2 separate regions of the Mus musculus genome follow, and region 1 is linked to region 2. A link is a loop called in an ENCODE intact Hi-C map of the cell type or tissue named here. Cell type or tissue: left cerebral cortex. All regions are shown on one strand.

Region 1 (8,000 bases), 120 kb before region 2:
GTACTGTGCCTTCAGTTCCTCTCTGTGTGTGGAGGTGCAGACATTCTGTGAGGTTGTTTCATGACCTATTTGTCTCATCTCCCCCAGGGCTGAGGCTCTGCAGTCTTGGACCCCCATGGTGTCATCTGTGCCTTTCTGGCTACTGCCTCCTGTGAGAGGCCCAGGAAGACTGATTTTGGTGCTATTGCTGACAGTCTGATCTTGGAGACTTGAACACAGCAGAGCAGTGTGAAATGTATAGCGTGAGGAGGCCTGTCTTACTGTGTCAGGTTCCTGGGCTTTGTTTACAATACAGTATTCCATGGCAATTCCTCCCTTCCTCTCCTTCCTCCTCCTCTCTCTTCTCTCATTCTGTCCTTTCTGCCTTTCCTCCCTCCCTCCTGTCCTTCTTCCTCCTCCTTTTCCTATCCCCTCACTTCCTCTTCTGCCTCTACTTCCCTACATCTTCCTTCCTCTCCTCTATCAAATGGCTTGAGACAATTCCTTACAGGCTCTGTACTCCTGAACATCCCTGTACCCTTCCTCTGCACCCATCTGCATAATTTCACAGTCAATTCCAGGAAGGATAAAAACATTGGAAACTCATCAGTTTGGTCTTTAAAGGAGAGAAATCACATGTGGATTTTGTTTTATCAATTAAATAGTGCCTTTATCTCACTTTGCCTGGTGTGTATAATGTCTTATGTCTTTAGTATTTGTCTGAGACACTTGTCTTGAAATTTGAAAATGTTCAACTGTTCAGCCCTTCTTCAAAGTACACAACACTTTAGCTGTCAGTAGCAATGTGTGCTGTAATGCCTTTAGCTATAGGAGTAGCAGCCACTTTGTGGCCTCTTGTATCATAGCCTTCCATTGAGACAGTGACTCTGTTTCTATGCAGAGGGGTAGAGCCTTCTTGCTTGGTCAACAGAACAGAAACAGAAAATGTCCTAGGGGACACTTACGGAGTCCCTCATTGCTAATTCTTGCATTAATCAGACCAGAACAACTAACAGCAATTTGGGCATGGGTCTACTTATCAAAGAGAGATCTAATCAGAATTCAAGATCTATCTGTTGCCTCTAGGTTGAGACATTCAGAGATTTGTTCTAATAAGATGGGGGTGAGGGGTTGTATGCTCTCTTCTCAGGTATCTTGTTAAGTATGGCCCTGTGGACTTAGATGTGTGTCTTTAATGAGACCCTGCAAATATCTTCTAGAAAATTCTAATTCTTGGCAGATTGAAGTCCATTCATAAGGACTCATCCTAACGGCCCTAAGAGACACCCGTGAGTCACGTTCCTTTCTCACTGTTGCTTGTCCAAGAGGTGAGTTGAACTCTTAAAAGAGCTATGAGGGATGTTTGTTTGTTTGTTTATCTTCATTGATTTATTTATCCACTCTACATCCCAATCACAGTTCCCCCTTTCCTCCCAGTCTCCCTTTACACTGCCCTTCCCTTGATCCACTTCTCTGAGAATCTCCCCCTGCTCCAGGTACCAACCTACCTTTCAACATCAAGTCACTGCAGGACCAGACTTACCTTCTTCCACTGAGGCCGGACAAAGCTCCCAGTTATGGAGCAGGATCCACATGCGGGCAATAGAATCAGGGTAAGCCCCTGCTCCAGTTGTTGGGGGACCTGCATGAAGATCAAGTTGCACATCTGCTACATATGTGTGCCCAGGTCCAGCCCATGCTTGCTCTTTGGTTCGTCATTCAGTCTCTGGGAGCTCCCAAGGGTCCAGGTTAGTTGACTCTGTTGGTCTTCTTGTGGGGTCCCTGTCCCCTCCGGGTCCCTCAATCCTTCTCTCAATTCATCCACAGGACTTCCTGAGTACTGTTTAATGTTTGGCTGTGTGTCTCTGCATCTGTTTCGATAAGCTGCTGGGTAGAGCCTCTGTGAGCGCTGTTTTTAGCCCCTTCCAAGAACTCAAGAGAGAAATAGAATGTGTTGTTTGCATGGGGTGAATCTACCTAATTGTCCTTCTTTAGCCAGAGGAACAGGGAAAATGTGGAGCAAAGATGCAAAACAAGTTTCAATTCTCCCAAAATGAAACTTGTTTCTTCCTCTGACATGAGAGAGGTACTTTCTCCAATTAAAGACACTGTACCTCTGATGCCCTGAAATGTGGTATCTGCTTGTTTAGTTGGGAAAAATGATCTGTTTAGACAACAGTTGTGAGGATGTAGGTGTGACCCATGAGGCTGCAAGAGAGGTCTGAGCTTGCCCCGTTCGCTAGACACTTGTCATTTGAAGCAGCAGAAGATCATAGTACTGGCAAAGGCACACTGAGAAGTGATGAGGGAACACACTGTGAGAGCTAAGGGCTAAAGTGTAATGACAGCAGGGTCCCAACAGATTCCTTTGTCTGTGTATTCGTATTTGTATATATAAGTATATATGTGTGCGTGCATGTGCGTGCGTGTGTACGTGTGTGTGTGTGTGTGTGTGTGTGTGTATGGCAAATGTCTTCTAGAAAATCTTATTCTTGGCAGAATGAAGTCCATATGTATGTTTTATTTATTTATTTATTTATTTATTTATTTATTTATTTAATGTGCATGTATGTCTATGTGAGTATGTCAGATCCTGGAATTACAGACAGTTGTGAGCTGCCATGTGGGTGCTAGGAATTGAACCTGAGTCCTCTGGAAGAACAGTCAGTTCTCTTAACAGGACAGTCTCCTGCCCCAGTCCCCATCCCTTCTGGGTACACTAGGAATAAGGACGAAGCATCATTGATACACAAAAAATGTGAAACTTCATGCAGTAAATGTATTTGGAGGAGGGTTAGAAAGAGCTCCTCACTGGCAAGAGCTGGCTGGCCTATCAGAACATTTCCAGTTCTCATAGAGTTACTGACTCTGTTTTCTAAACTGGGATTTGTGCTTTTGCTGAAGGAAAATAATGAATGAGATCACTTATAATCCCAAGTCTTACACATTACAGCGAGCAAATTCATGTATAGCTTAAGGAACATTGTCTTACCTTGCTCACGGGGGTCAGTTTACGATACCGTAGAGTCTGAATGAGGTGAAAATGAGAAATTTCTACCTTTATTGCTTCTCCCTTTATTTGGAGAATGTTATCGTTTCTCGTTCAGAGGGGTCAGTTTATAATACCTTGAAGTCTGAATTAGGTGAAAGTCTGTCTGATCCTAAAGTGCAAGTCAACACGAGGGAGGAGAGTAATCTGTATAAAGCACTGTGATAATCCTGCAGAGCAGCATCTTCCATGTTTGATGCCAACCAGCTGCCCATGGCCTTCAGTGGCTCGGGCTGGCTTACAGGGGAAAGAATTGGCCTTAGGGTCCGTAAATGCTCTTGTATTTTGTCTTTGATTACTTAGCTTGATTTTCATTGGAAACGTTTCTATGTGTCCCTCTCTCTTAATGCAAAAATACATGGACATGAATACCCTAGAAATAAATTATTTGACCTTTGGCCATTACTATTTTTCATGGGCACTCACAGAGCCAGATAACACAGCTGACTGGGATTTGTCTCCCGTCTGTGCTGTAGGATTTCAGGCAACTCTCAGATTCCCCTTCTAATGCTTACTGTTAATGAACGCTCCCGTGCACCTGGTTTTATGGCTGGTAAGAAATCATTTCTCTCAAGGGTCCAATTTCTGTAAACCTCTTTTGCACTAGTCAGAAGATGGCATATAGACAAAACTCAAGTTACTCCAAATATTTGGTCTAGAATTTGCTTTTGAAATCCAGTAGATATTAGAAGTAAGAATACAAATTCCCCAGGGTGCAATATGGTGCTATGAAACCTGCGAGTGTTTTGAAAAGATTTAATTCAGATAAAAATTCTCAAAATTTAAATTCATATCATAGAACTAGCTCCGAAAGGCTAAATAAGTGGCCAAATAATTTCTTGTTTGTCTGAAAAAATATTATACTTTGAAAAAGTGACTATAAAGTTGTTGTTGGTGAATATTAATTGTACAGAGCAATGGGTTCCATTGTGACGTTTTCATGCTTGTATGTAGCAGACTTTGACCTTGAATTCTGTCCCTCTCTTCCCTGTCTGCTCTATCCCTTTTTACACTCTATTACTCCCTTTAAAAGGAAGGTTTTTTCTTTTTTCTTTTCTTCTCCAGACAGGGTCTTTCTATGCATCTTGAGCTGGCCTCAAGCCCACAGTCTTTTTGCTTTCCCAGGTTTGGGTTTTACAGTCATGTGACACAATGGCTGGGTGTGTGTCTCCCAACTCTGCCTCAAATGGTCGTGAAGTTCTCCTGATTTTTGTATGCCTGAGACATTATGGTAGAGGCAGAATAATTGCATACATTGAAAAAACTGGGTCACACCAGCCCGTGTGCTGGCGGGTAAGACACACTCAGTGCCCAGCTATCCCAAAGTGGCAATGCCAGCTCAGCAGCTGTGCATGGGCTCAGTGCTGCTGTGCACAGTACATGCCAACTTTCCCTTTTTCTACTAGCAACTACTGACTGTGCAAAACAGTGGGTCTCTCTTCTTCTTGTCCTTACGTTCCTTGCCCTTCTTCCTAATTCTTCTTTTGCCATCCTGGGGATTGAGCCTAAGGACCTACACATGCTAGGCACGCTCTCCCTATGCCTCCAGTAGTATTTTCACTTTTAATTTTGAAACAGAGGTCTCACCACGTTTCCTGTGCAAGGCTTGAACTAATTCTATAACCCAGGCAAACCTTGAACTTGCAGTCCTGTAGCCTCACTGCCCTTGTAGCTGGGATGACAGGCTGTGCCCAGCATGGCTGGAAGCAGAGTTCGTGATAACATTTTCAGATGTCTTTCCGTGAATGTTGGTCCTGCTTGGCCTCTAGCTCCTACTCTCCCTTCTACTCACGCTCCCCAAAGTCCTCATTCCACTCTGTGCTTTAAGTCTAGATCCTGGATGTGCGGGTGATCGTGAATTTGCCAACAAGTGTGCTCTTACAGAGAGGTTAAGAGTGTTGATCTCCTTGATTTGGAGCAGAGGCTGGAGAGAGGACTCTGGCTCACCATAGAGCTCCTTTGCTCGCTTGGTAAAGTGCTTGCAGCTCCAGTATGAGGGAGGGAGTTAGACCCCAGGAACCCATGCATAGAGCCAGGAGAGGCTGTAACCTCAGTTCTGAGGCATTGGAGGTAGATGTCTGGGGTGTGCTGCCTAGCCAGCTGGACTGCTTGGCCGACACCCAGGTCTTTGACAGATCCTGTCTCAAAAAGAAAGATGGACAGTACCTGAGGAGTGGTACCCAATATTGACCTGTAACTTCACACACACACACACACACACACACACAGATACCTTCATACAAATACAGATCACACACAGAGAGACACCATCTCACACACACATACACACACACACACACACACACACAGATACCTTCATACAAATACAGATCACACACAGAGAGACACCATCTCACACACACACACACACACACACACACACACACACACACATACACACAGATACCTTCATTCATATACACACACAGATCACACACAGAGACATCTTCACCAACATACACACACATATATATATACACACACAGATACCTCCACATATACATGCACACACAGACCACATAAACACATGCATGCACAACACTTTCACACATATACACATGCGCGCACACACACACCTTCATACACATAAACACACACAGATCACACACAGAGAGACACCATCGCGCACACACACACACACACACACACACACACACACACACACACAGAGACACCTCCACATACACATGTACATGCACACCCAGATCACATAAACATATGGATGAACGACATCTTCACACACGTATGCACATGCACACACACACACACACACACACACACACACACACACACACACACACAGATGCTTGCTTCTCTGCACGCAAAGCTTGACCAAGAGGAAGGAAGAGGTGAGAGCTCTGGAGCCTCCATTTCCCAGAAACCAGGGGTTTGCATTTTAAAAGGCAGTTTTGTGGTCTTGGTTCAAATTAATACCCCATAGGTAGGACTTTACATTTAGTTTATTTTTGGTTAAATATTACTTTTGAGTTTCAAATACAGAAAATTTCATGAGAAAAGCTTGTAAAAACCCTTGGGCCATGCTGTTCAGGGGGAATAAGAAACATATGGGTTCAAATTTCTCTATAAACACAAGGGTCTGGGTGTTCCTGAGGACAATTTGGGGTTTTGCTGACCCCAAACTCAAGCTTTGTGGCTTTTGGAAGGAGTTTCAGGTGTGGCAGAATGTTCTCTGCCAAGCTGGGCTCCCCCATCCCTCATGGAGTCCATCATTAGAAAGGTCTGCTTGACATTTCTGCGTTTGGAGAAAAGCGTGGTGTGAATATATTTTTCACACTGCAAGCAGTCTTGTTGTCCACCACAAAAATTTGAGTTTAACCCATGTTGAGTCATTTCTTGCCAGTGATGAACTGTGTGGTACCACACCGAGCCATTGCTGTTCAGAGCTCCTCTGTTGATGGAATGACAGATGCAGTTTGCTTCCTTGGCTTTAGTTTCCTATCCTGTCATGTAAGAAATGAGCTGAGTCTGACTAGAGTCAGAGCATCCAAAGATAGGTGAGAATCAGGCCTCCTATTTAAAATGCTTGTTTTTTAGATTTTGCTATCAAATTGGAAAACAGGAAGTAAACTATAGCCATGGATAAAATTGAGGCTGTGCAGTCACGTGATGTTGTTTTCCATGTTAGTGATTTAAAGATTCATCAAGTCTGTGGTCCCTCTAGCTGCTGAAGCATGGAAGGTTCTAGAACTCAGGAATGATATTGCTGCTTTCTGTGTACTTAATTGAGCAGGGCCATAGCTCATATCAATAGCCACATTCCACCTTCTTCTGCCTTGTGAATGCCTGTCTGATGTGGTGGGTCCCTTAGAACTGCTGAGAGCTCCTTAAAAAAAAAAAAAACAACATTTATTTATTTTATGTATATGAGTATACTGTTGCTGTTTTCAGACACACCAGAAGATGGCATCAGATCCCACTACAGAGGGTTGTGAGCCACCATGTGGTTGCTGGGAATTGAACTCAGGACCTCTGGAAGAGCAGTCTGAGCCATCTCTCCTGCCCCCGCTGAGAACTCTTGGGTGCTGCCCTTCCCCTTGTCTTCCAGAGGTTAGATTCCCATTGTTTTATAAATTAAAACTAATTATAAAAAACCAAAACTAATTAGTAAGCTCAATTTCCAGTTTAAACTCTTACATGTACTAGTATGGCCAACCTGCCTCGTAGTCAACAGTCTTGACGTTCTTTGATATGGTAGCAGAGAAGAAACCCCTACATCAAGGCTCATTCAGGATTTCAAACAAGCTGGCAGATGAGACTCACTGAATTCTGGGTGAGTTTTAACTGGAGGCTTTTTGAGGAGTGGCAATCTCCAGTAATTTAGAAAGAAGTGAGGGGCATTCCCGAGAATGAGTACTTGAGGAGAGAAGCGTGCTTTGCTCTTCGAACTTGTTTTGGAAAATATTTTCCTAGTGTATTTGATACTTAGTAATGGGGGCTCTTATTTATCAGCCTCAGGTCACTGTTGCGATTGTGGAGAAAACAGAAAATGTATTAAAATATTCAGTTACCTCATTAGCCTGGAGACATACATACATATCAACGTCCCAGGTTTTGCAGGGGCTTAGAAGAGGCCAAGTTTTGGCTTGGGCCTGTTTGCCCTAACACTTGCTTCCAGATTAATATAGGGAACGATGATCAGAAATTCAAGCTCTCACCTCTTCCTCCCTCTTTTTTCCTCTTCTTCCTCCCTTCTTCCCTTCAATCCTCCATCCCTCTTTTTCTCCCTCTCTCCTTCCCTCCCTTCCTCTTTTCCTCTGTCTCTCTCTCCCTCCCCTCCCTCCTTTTCTCCTTCCCTTTCTCCCTTCTTTCTTTTCAGAAATAGGGATGAAACCCAGGACTTTGTGTACTCTATGTAAGTGCCTTACCACTGAGCCACACCCCCAACCCCAGTCTGACTTTTCTTTGTGTTCTGAGCTAAAGACCTTCTGCCTGTTTTCTGGAGAGTGTGGCT
Region 2 (8,000 bases):
GCTGAAGGGCCAGAAGGGATGAAAACCACAGGCAAAGGAAGCCACTGATGAAGGATAGTGAAGAATATAGTGGGTGCATGGCAAGATCTGGGCACTGTGCTGGGCACGGGTGTCTGGGGACTGAGGTACAATGAGAATTCTAGAATGGTGATAGTGCCCTGGTCAGTGTTTGAAGTTGGCTTGACATTTTCCTTCTCCCATCCATGAGGCTGCCACTGAGACTGAGTGTATATTGACATCTCCTGGAGTCTCATGAGACAAGAAGCAATAAGTGGACTGGAGAAATCTGTACCACAGCAGGTGGGGCACGAGAAACAGGCTCTGGGCAGCAACCTCATGAGATGCTATAACTCAGACTGGGATTAGTAGCTGGTTAGCGAAAGGATAGAATACAGCTAAGGAACAGAAACAGTGAAGAGTAGGTATCCACGTTCCACTCTCACCATGATTTCAGGACTCATGGTACCAAGGTGTTAATCCGTTGCTGGGAATGTGAGTGCACAAGGATGATAGCTTTGACACAAGGGCCAGGGAGCCATTTGAAAACTGGTGACAATTGACCCATGGAATGCATAGAATTTAAAGAAGTCAGAGAAGAGGGGAGGGGTAGGCTTCGGGGCTCAAAGGCTGAGGTCATAAGGGTGAGAAGGGAGTGTGGTCAGCGTCTGAGGTGATAAGGAAGGTGCTGGTTGACTGGAAAGTGTCAGAGGAAATGAGGCCAGAATATGAATTTCATGGATGTTGGTATCGATAGAAGAAGCAAGAATGTCCAAGTAAGGGATGTGGAGAGGCCTTGAAAGGCCGTGTAGTGCCCTGGGCTGTTGAGCTGGTCTGTGCTGTCCAGCATTAGGATAAAGGTAATTTTGGACTCCTTTAGGCTGAGAGAAGAGGCACACGGAGCAGAGGCTGGAACTGTACTCGTGAGAAGGACCGGAGACTCGAGTCCTCTGTGAGCTCACTACAGAAGTCTAGGAGAAGTTCTAAGCTCTGAGAACAATCACTTCAAAATTCAAGCACCAATATTTCTTGTATGGCATGGTGGTTCTATCGGAAGAGACTGCTAGTTCAACCTCACAACAAACAATTTCATTGCACAACAATGGTGTGTTTTCAGTGTTGGGGAATACACTTTGTTGTGTGCAGAAAGAGGCTGTGTAAAGTTAGTTCTAATTGATACGGGGAGGTTGTTGGATGACAGTATCCTTGCGTAGCCTGTTTGTTTGGATGATTGTCATGAAACATCCTGCATCCTTTTAGAGAGGGTCTTTCTAATGTAAAATGTTTATGTGTTTCAAAGGAAAAATTCTAGCACGGCTTGTGTCCCAGTTATTTTTTCCTGTTGTTGTAATAAAATATACTAACAATAACAACTTAAGGATGGAAGGGGTCTATTTTGCCTCACGGTTTTTTCCTCCTCTTTGGGGAGGTGGTTAAGACAGGATCTCACTATGTTGCCTTGGCTCTCCTGAAGCTAGTGAGGACTGAAACACATAGAGTCACCTGCCTCAGCCTTCTGAGGGCTGGAATTAAAAGTGTACACAATCATGCCACCTTTGGCTTACAACCTGAGGAAAGCATCCATCCTGGTAGAGGAGGAGTTTGAGGCAAGTTGTTAGGTTGTATCTGCAATTAGATGGAAGAGAATGAACAATGATCTCACTCCAGACAGCATCCTCCTTTGAAAAATATTATAATGTAATTACAAAAATGTGTGTCTGTGTAGGGTTAAGTGCACATGAGTTAGGATACCTGTTGGGGTCAGAACGGGGAGGGCATTGGATCCCCTGGAGGTGGAGTTATAGGCAGTGGTGAGCCTCTCTACATGGATGCTAGGAACCCAACTTGCGTCCTTTGTAATACCAGCAAGGTGCTCAGCTCTTGAGTCACCTCTTGAGCCTCAGCTTCCTCTTTTTTATGCCGTCTAGGAGTCAAGCGCATGAAAGAATGCCACCCAGTCAGTTTAAACAAGATAATCCCTCACAGGCTACCCAGAGGCTAGCCTGATCTAAATAATTACCCACAGGTGTGCCTTGAAGCTTGTCTCCTAGGTGATACCAGATGCTGTCAAGTTGGCAATAACTACTAACCTTTACAGCTTTCATTAGCCAACCATGAGCTGAAGACTATGATGAGTACCACCTGTTAGAAAAACCAAAGCATCTCTGAGAACAATGTGCTGATTCCTATAAACAAATATTGAGGTTACCACAGAAGTCCTCCAGATTGGGAATCCCATGGTGAACACTGATAATTGACACTAAACTTGTAAAACATAGTAGCCCCTGTGCCCCAGTGACATTTATTTTCTAACTAACACTCTTGAAATCTCACACTAGGAGATCTCCAAGGACAAAATAAAGCTTATAATTTATGTGAATTAATTTAGCTGAGAAAACATCTTCAGCCTTTTAAAAAAATTAAATAAAATCACTTTGTTGTAATGGGCTCACAAATAACACTATGAAGACAGTTTAAGGAAGCTATGCAAATGAGAGCTTCCTCAGCCCCAAACTCCATATATCTCAACGAAATTCTATATACAGTTAGAATAGCCATCCGGAAGCCATGGAAGTTAGGGGTTTTCACTTACAGTTAATTACACTTTTATGCATCCCATCACAGAAAAGAAAGGAAAAAGAAAAGCCATGACAGAGTTGATATTAGAAAACGTAACTTTTATCCTCTTTTATGGTAGATATGTGCTTTGCTGCATCCCATCACCTCTGTCATCCAAGGTTACTATTTCTTGGTCTCTTTGCTAAATGTTGTACTTGAATGTGTACTTGTGTAGTACACATGTATGTAGATAGGCCAGTATCCATATGTCTGTCTTTACCATGAAGAAAACCAGTATTAAGAGAACTGTGATGCCTGCAAAAATGGAATTAGTCATAACTTTTGAAATAATCTACCATTTCTTCTTTAGAAAATTATTTATTTATTTAGTGTTTATCGTAGCTGCATGTACTATATCTGTGTACTACATGAATGCCTGGTGCCTGAGGAGGCCAGAAGAGGGAACTGGATCCTGACACTGGAGGTAGAGATGCTGTGAGCAGTCATGGGGATGCTGGGAATAGAACCTGGGTTCTTGGGAAGCGCAGCCAGTGCTTTGTATTGCTGAGTCATCTTCTCATGAGGTTGTGGCCTTGGACCTACGGTGCCATATTAACAGGCACTATGTGAAGCTTTATAAGACCACAGAATGGACAGCAATCTGGATAAATGGACAGACTACTGTAGTTAGGTGGAGGCAGGAGCGTTGTTCTTGGCCTTCAAAGAGAAGATGGGTCTGGGCATGTGAAGCTATTTGGGGCCTGCAATAGAGCAGTAATGAAGAAGGAAGAGTGTTGCCTTCCCCACACTAGGAGTTTAGACTGGCAAGCATGAGGCTTGCCTTTGGATGAATAGGAGGGCCAGGAGGGCTCAGGCTATAGCATAGGTTCCAGCAATGGGGCGGTGACACCTTCCCTGTCCAGTCTGTTAAATTTTAACCAAGGCCTGGCAAAGTCAGAGCTATGTGTATCAGCAATGTAGAAGAGATGGTAAGTTAAAATGGATGCTCCTTAGGGGACCACTTTCAGTGCTGTAGAAGAAATTTAAAGACACCCTGGCACCTATGGTTATTATAGAAAAAAGCCAGCAATACAGACATCCCGCCAGTTTCAGTGTGGCATGGCTGTCACAGGTCATGTGTCTGAATGTTTTGTCCTTAGTTGGTGGCACTGTTTTGGGAGGTTGTGTTACTGTTAGGGGTTGTGGTCCAGCTGGCGCAAGTAGGTCAGAGTGGGTAAATTTTAAGATTTTATAGTCTAGCCCCACTTCCTGTCCTACCCCGGTTGCCTCATCCACCCAGATGTGGCAGCTTCAGTGCCACAGCTGCAGGCCAGCTGCCTCCACCTACCTAACCTTCCCTTCCAAGATGTACCGTGTCTTCAAACCATGGGACAAAATGAACCTGATTTTATATCGTTCCTTGTCAGATATTTGGTCACATGAAAGAGAAAAGTAGCTCACATTCTCCCCAGAGAGTGCTTGGCACCTGCACAGATATGAAGATTCAGAAAAAGAGTGGAGATGACTCTGAAATTAGCGCCTGGGAACTTTCCACCACAACCTGTCAACCTCCCTGGGAAACATGTCCTCACACAGCTTGCTGCCTGGGTTTAGAAGTTGGAAGCTGTCCCTCACAGCAGTCCCAAAAAACCAGGCCATCTTAGACAGCAGATGCTACCCAGCCCATGAAGAAAAAGGGCTATTTATAAAGTGCCTCAGAACATTGGCTTCGAAGGAGATATCTTCTAACTGGGGTAACAAATCAGGAACTGGCTATGGATATTTCTTCCAGTTTGTTACAATTGTTTATTTTGGCCTGGCATTATATATATATATACCAATTGAGACATCATAGCTTCTTTTACTTTCCTGTCTCAGATTCACTTGTTTGTTTTTAATTTTTATCAGGAGTTGTAAATATAGCAATTGCTAAAGAGTAACATTCTGAGAAAATGTCCATTCCAATACAGAGATGCAGTCGGAAAGCAGGCCGCTGTGCACGGCTTTTATACACTGTGCATCTGATCTCCTCCCACAAGGATAAGTGGTTTACATTTAGTATGATTTGATATGATGTGCTAATGTATTCCTCCTCTGGAGCTTCGGTTTGGAATTGAGAGAATATGGATATACTTTGACTTTATGAATTTCTTGTTTTGGTGTTGTGTTGTGTGTGTGTGTGTGTGTGTGTGTGTGTGTCTAGCCTATAGCCTGTACCCCCACTCTGTAGCTTGGGTTGATTTTATTCTGTCCTGACTTCTCCTGCTTCATTCTGGTGAATGTGGAGGTTGTAGGCTGAGCCATCATGCTCGGCCCGTCATGTCATGAGATCTTCATCAAGTCATGGTTTCAATATTGTGAATTCATCTCAAAAAAAAAAGTGGTGGTTAACATTCAGGTTTCTCAGTATTTAATAAATAGCAAAATGAATTTCTGAAAATCATCTGTTTATTGATAATCGTGCGAGCATATGTAAGGCATTTTGGTCATATACCCCTGTCTTCCTCTTGGAAAAGGGACTTTATATCTAAAGCCCTTTCTTGATATTTTGATGTGTTACACACAACTGTTAGACAGTGCAGAGAACATTATCGTTTGGCAGAGAGACTGTTGAAATGTATTTTGATCTGGGATGCCATGAACGAGGGTGAGTGATCCGCTGAGGTGGCACTCCAAGGTGTTCAGGAAACATTTTACAGCCTGGAATTGAAATGCCCTTTCTATATATATATTTTTCTGAGCCTGGCAGGAACTCACTTGCCTTCTCAGGAGTTAGGATGGAATTGCTGCTTGGTCCTCACAAGTTTTCTTATATTTCCAAATCAGAAACTTCACACTGCCCTTCTGCCTGGACTGGGTACTTCTGGTACATCCTTTCGATTCATCCCGAGGAAGCAGAGTCCCATGGAGAGATATTAACGGCTGTAGTTTTGCCTCCACTTAGCTGGGGCTTCCCCAGCAATGGAGGAGTGTGTGGTGCACTGGCACAAGCTGGGATTAATTTAGGATCAAAGTTGTCCCTCCATCTGTCTATTTACAGTGATGCAGTATGGCTTGATAGCACTTTTTCTGGTTACCGATTTGGTTCACCGTCTACCTTGGTTTTGGAGTACTCAGGTTTGAGGGACAGTGAGACCCTTCCTAGGACTAATGCTGGAAGCACGCTGACTGACCTCCTGGCTTCCCTCCGCATGGCCTTCATCGGGCAGGCATATTTGAGGAACGGCTATGCAGATCTGAGGGCAGCATCTGCTCCACAGACCTTAAACGACGTCCCTCCTGCCTGCCAGAATAAGGAACGCCACGTTACTCACTTTCTCACATCAATTTCTAAAACTGGTTCCTGAGCTCCTTAAAGATTTGAAGCCCCTTCCCATGATGGATCTTTCCTTTCCTTTCTGAAATATGCTTTCCTGAAAGATGGCTGATGTCTTTGTTATTTCTCTTATTGTTAAGCAGCGTTTTAGCTGCTAATATATTTTCTTGAGGCAAGCGATTGCCAAGCAACTGAAAGCATAAAGGGAAATTTGTACTATGTAAATGAGGGACTTAATGCATTAATTAGATGGATTGGAACATTGTATTTCCATGTGTTTCATGCCTTAATTCTCAAGCTGAGGGTTGGAGCTGCTGAGAGGGAAGGGGAGGCTGTGATGGAGTTCCAAGTGGATTTTGGAAAACACAGCGCTGGGGTTTTTGAAAAGCTGTGTGGTCATGGTGGGAGCCAAATGAAGTAGGAAAGAGTGATGGGCTCTTTCTCAACACGTTGTTATGTTGTAATGAGGCCATGTCAGAGAGTTCTGAAGGGCTGCTTCTTATACTGGTCTCTAATAAATGAAAACTGTGTTTATTTTCCCTTTCTGCAGTGGTGGGATGAACCAACACCCTTTCCTCATCTCTGTCAGAGGGAAGCCCAGAATCAAAAGAATTTAATCAGAGCTGGCATCCTGATGCTGGCACAATTCATTCTGGGTAGCAAAGACAGCAACCAGTGACAGCTCCCCGCGTCTTTTGTCCCTCAGCCAAGCTTCCTCTAGGGCAGGAAAGGGCCACTGCTCCTTGGTCTATTACTGGTAGAGGAAGCTGAGCAGGGGGAAAGTTTTCCTAAGTGGCAAAGCCAAACTCACATTAATAAGAGATGAGTTTTCCTTGATGTTCACCCCCTTCCACTCATCCACTCACTGTTTACTCAAAAGCGTATTGAATACTTCTATAGTTATGTGTTGTGTACAAAGCGTAAAACTGAAAGCACACACAGTCCTATTCTTGTAAATCTTATTCTAACTCCAAGTGTGAAATGCTGAGGCTGCTTCCAGAAAGGGCCTGTGGTTCTAAGAAGACATGAACAAGGGAATGTAGCAGGGGTCATAGGGAACCCCTGAGAAAATGAAAAATGAAAAATATGCAAGGAAGAGTTAAAGTACCATGTAACCGCCACAGGGAAGAGAGGAACATGTTTTAACTTGTGTTTATGACAAGGATTAATACGATGCTCTCCAAAAGCCTACATGGATACCAGTGGTGTTGGAACCAAGAACATGAGACAGGAGGAAGGGACAAAACCTCCAGTTCCTAGACTTGTCCTCCCTTCCGTGTAGCCCCTGCTGAGAAAGCCATCCTTGCTTCATCCCAGAAACTAGACCTGTGCTGTTTCTATCCATCTCCTACATGAGGCCCATCATTGTCCAGTTGATCAATTCAGACTTGTAGTTTTAAGTCAAGATCTCTAGATCCCAAGTCTCTACTGATTTCCTGGACCTCTTGCTTTAGCTCTGTCATTGTAAGGTGGACCAGTCATCTCATTCCAGACTCACCAGGTCTTTCCATTTCCTTTCACATGGAAGGTCTCCATGCAGTATGGTAGAGGATGGCTACCCTTCCTGTACTGGCTAGTTTTGTGTCAACTTGACACAGCTGGGGTTATCACAGAGAAAGGAGCTTCAGTTGAGGAAATGCCTCTATGAGATCCAACTCTAAGGCATTTTCTCAATTAGTGATCAAGGGGGAAAGGCCCCTTGTGGGTGGGACCATCTCTGGGCTGGTAGTCTTGGGTTCTATAAGAGAGCAGGCTGAGCAAGCCAGGAGAGGCAAGCCAGTAAAGAACATCCCTCCATGGCCTCTGCATCAGCTCCTGCTTCCTAACCTGCTTGAGTTCCAGTGCTGACTTCCTTGGTGATGAACAGCAGCATGGAAGTGTAAGCCGAATAAACCCTTTCCTCCCCAACTTGTTTCTTGGTCATGCTGTTTGTGCAGGAATAGAAACCCTAAGACACTTCCTTTCTGAGAGTTGTTCATGTCAGTGGTCCCTCACACCCCTTCCCAGTTAGCTTGTGCTATTGTCAGCTGTGTGTCTGTTCTTTCCACAGACAGGAAAATCCTTGCCTCGTGGCAGTGTGTGACAAGTGAGTGTTTTTCAAAGTTTTATGTTCTTTGTAAAATGGAAC

Evidence for each region. A loop is a pair of places that touch in the nucleus more often than their neighbours do. Peaks named below come from ENCODE experiments on the same cell type or tissue, not always from the same donor. Only the 100,000 strongest peaks of a DNase experiment are listed, where the experiment ranks them.
Region 1: it touches region 2 in a loop (6-fold over the local background); 1 of 42 quality-filtered maps calls a loop at or near these places.

The regions. Positions count from the first base shown.
Region 1 is chr8:8,351,517-8,359,516 of GRCm38, reverse strand. No RefSeq gene overlaps it. Among named protein-coding and RNA genes, the nearest start is that of Gm31135, 130 kb to the left of the region's middle. In left cerebral cortex, no CTCF peak of the experiment used is centred here; a DNase peak (open chromatin) is centred at 4,345.
Region 2 is chr8:8,229,976-8,237,975 of GRCm38, reverse strand. No RefSeq gene overlaps it. Among named protein-coding and RNA genes, the nearest start is that of Gm31401, 150 kb to the right of the region's middle. In left cerebral cortex, no CTCF peak of the experiment used is centred here; DNase peaks (open chromatin) are centred at 5,602, 5,765, 6,265, 6,495 and 3 more places; H3K27ac peaks cover 2,990 bases.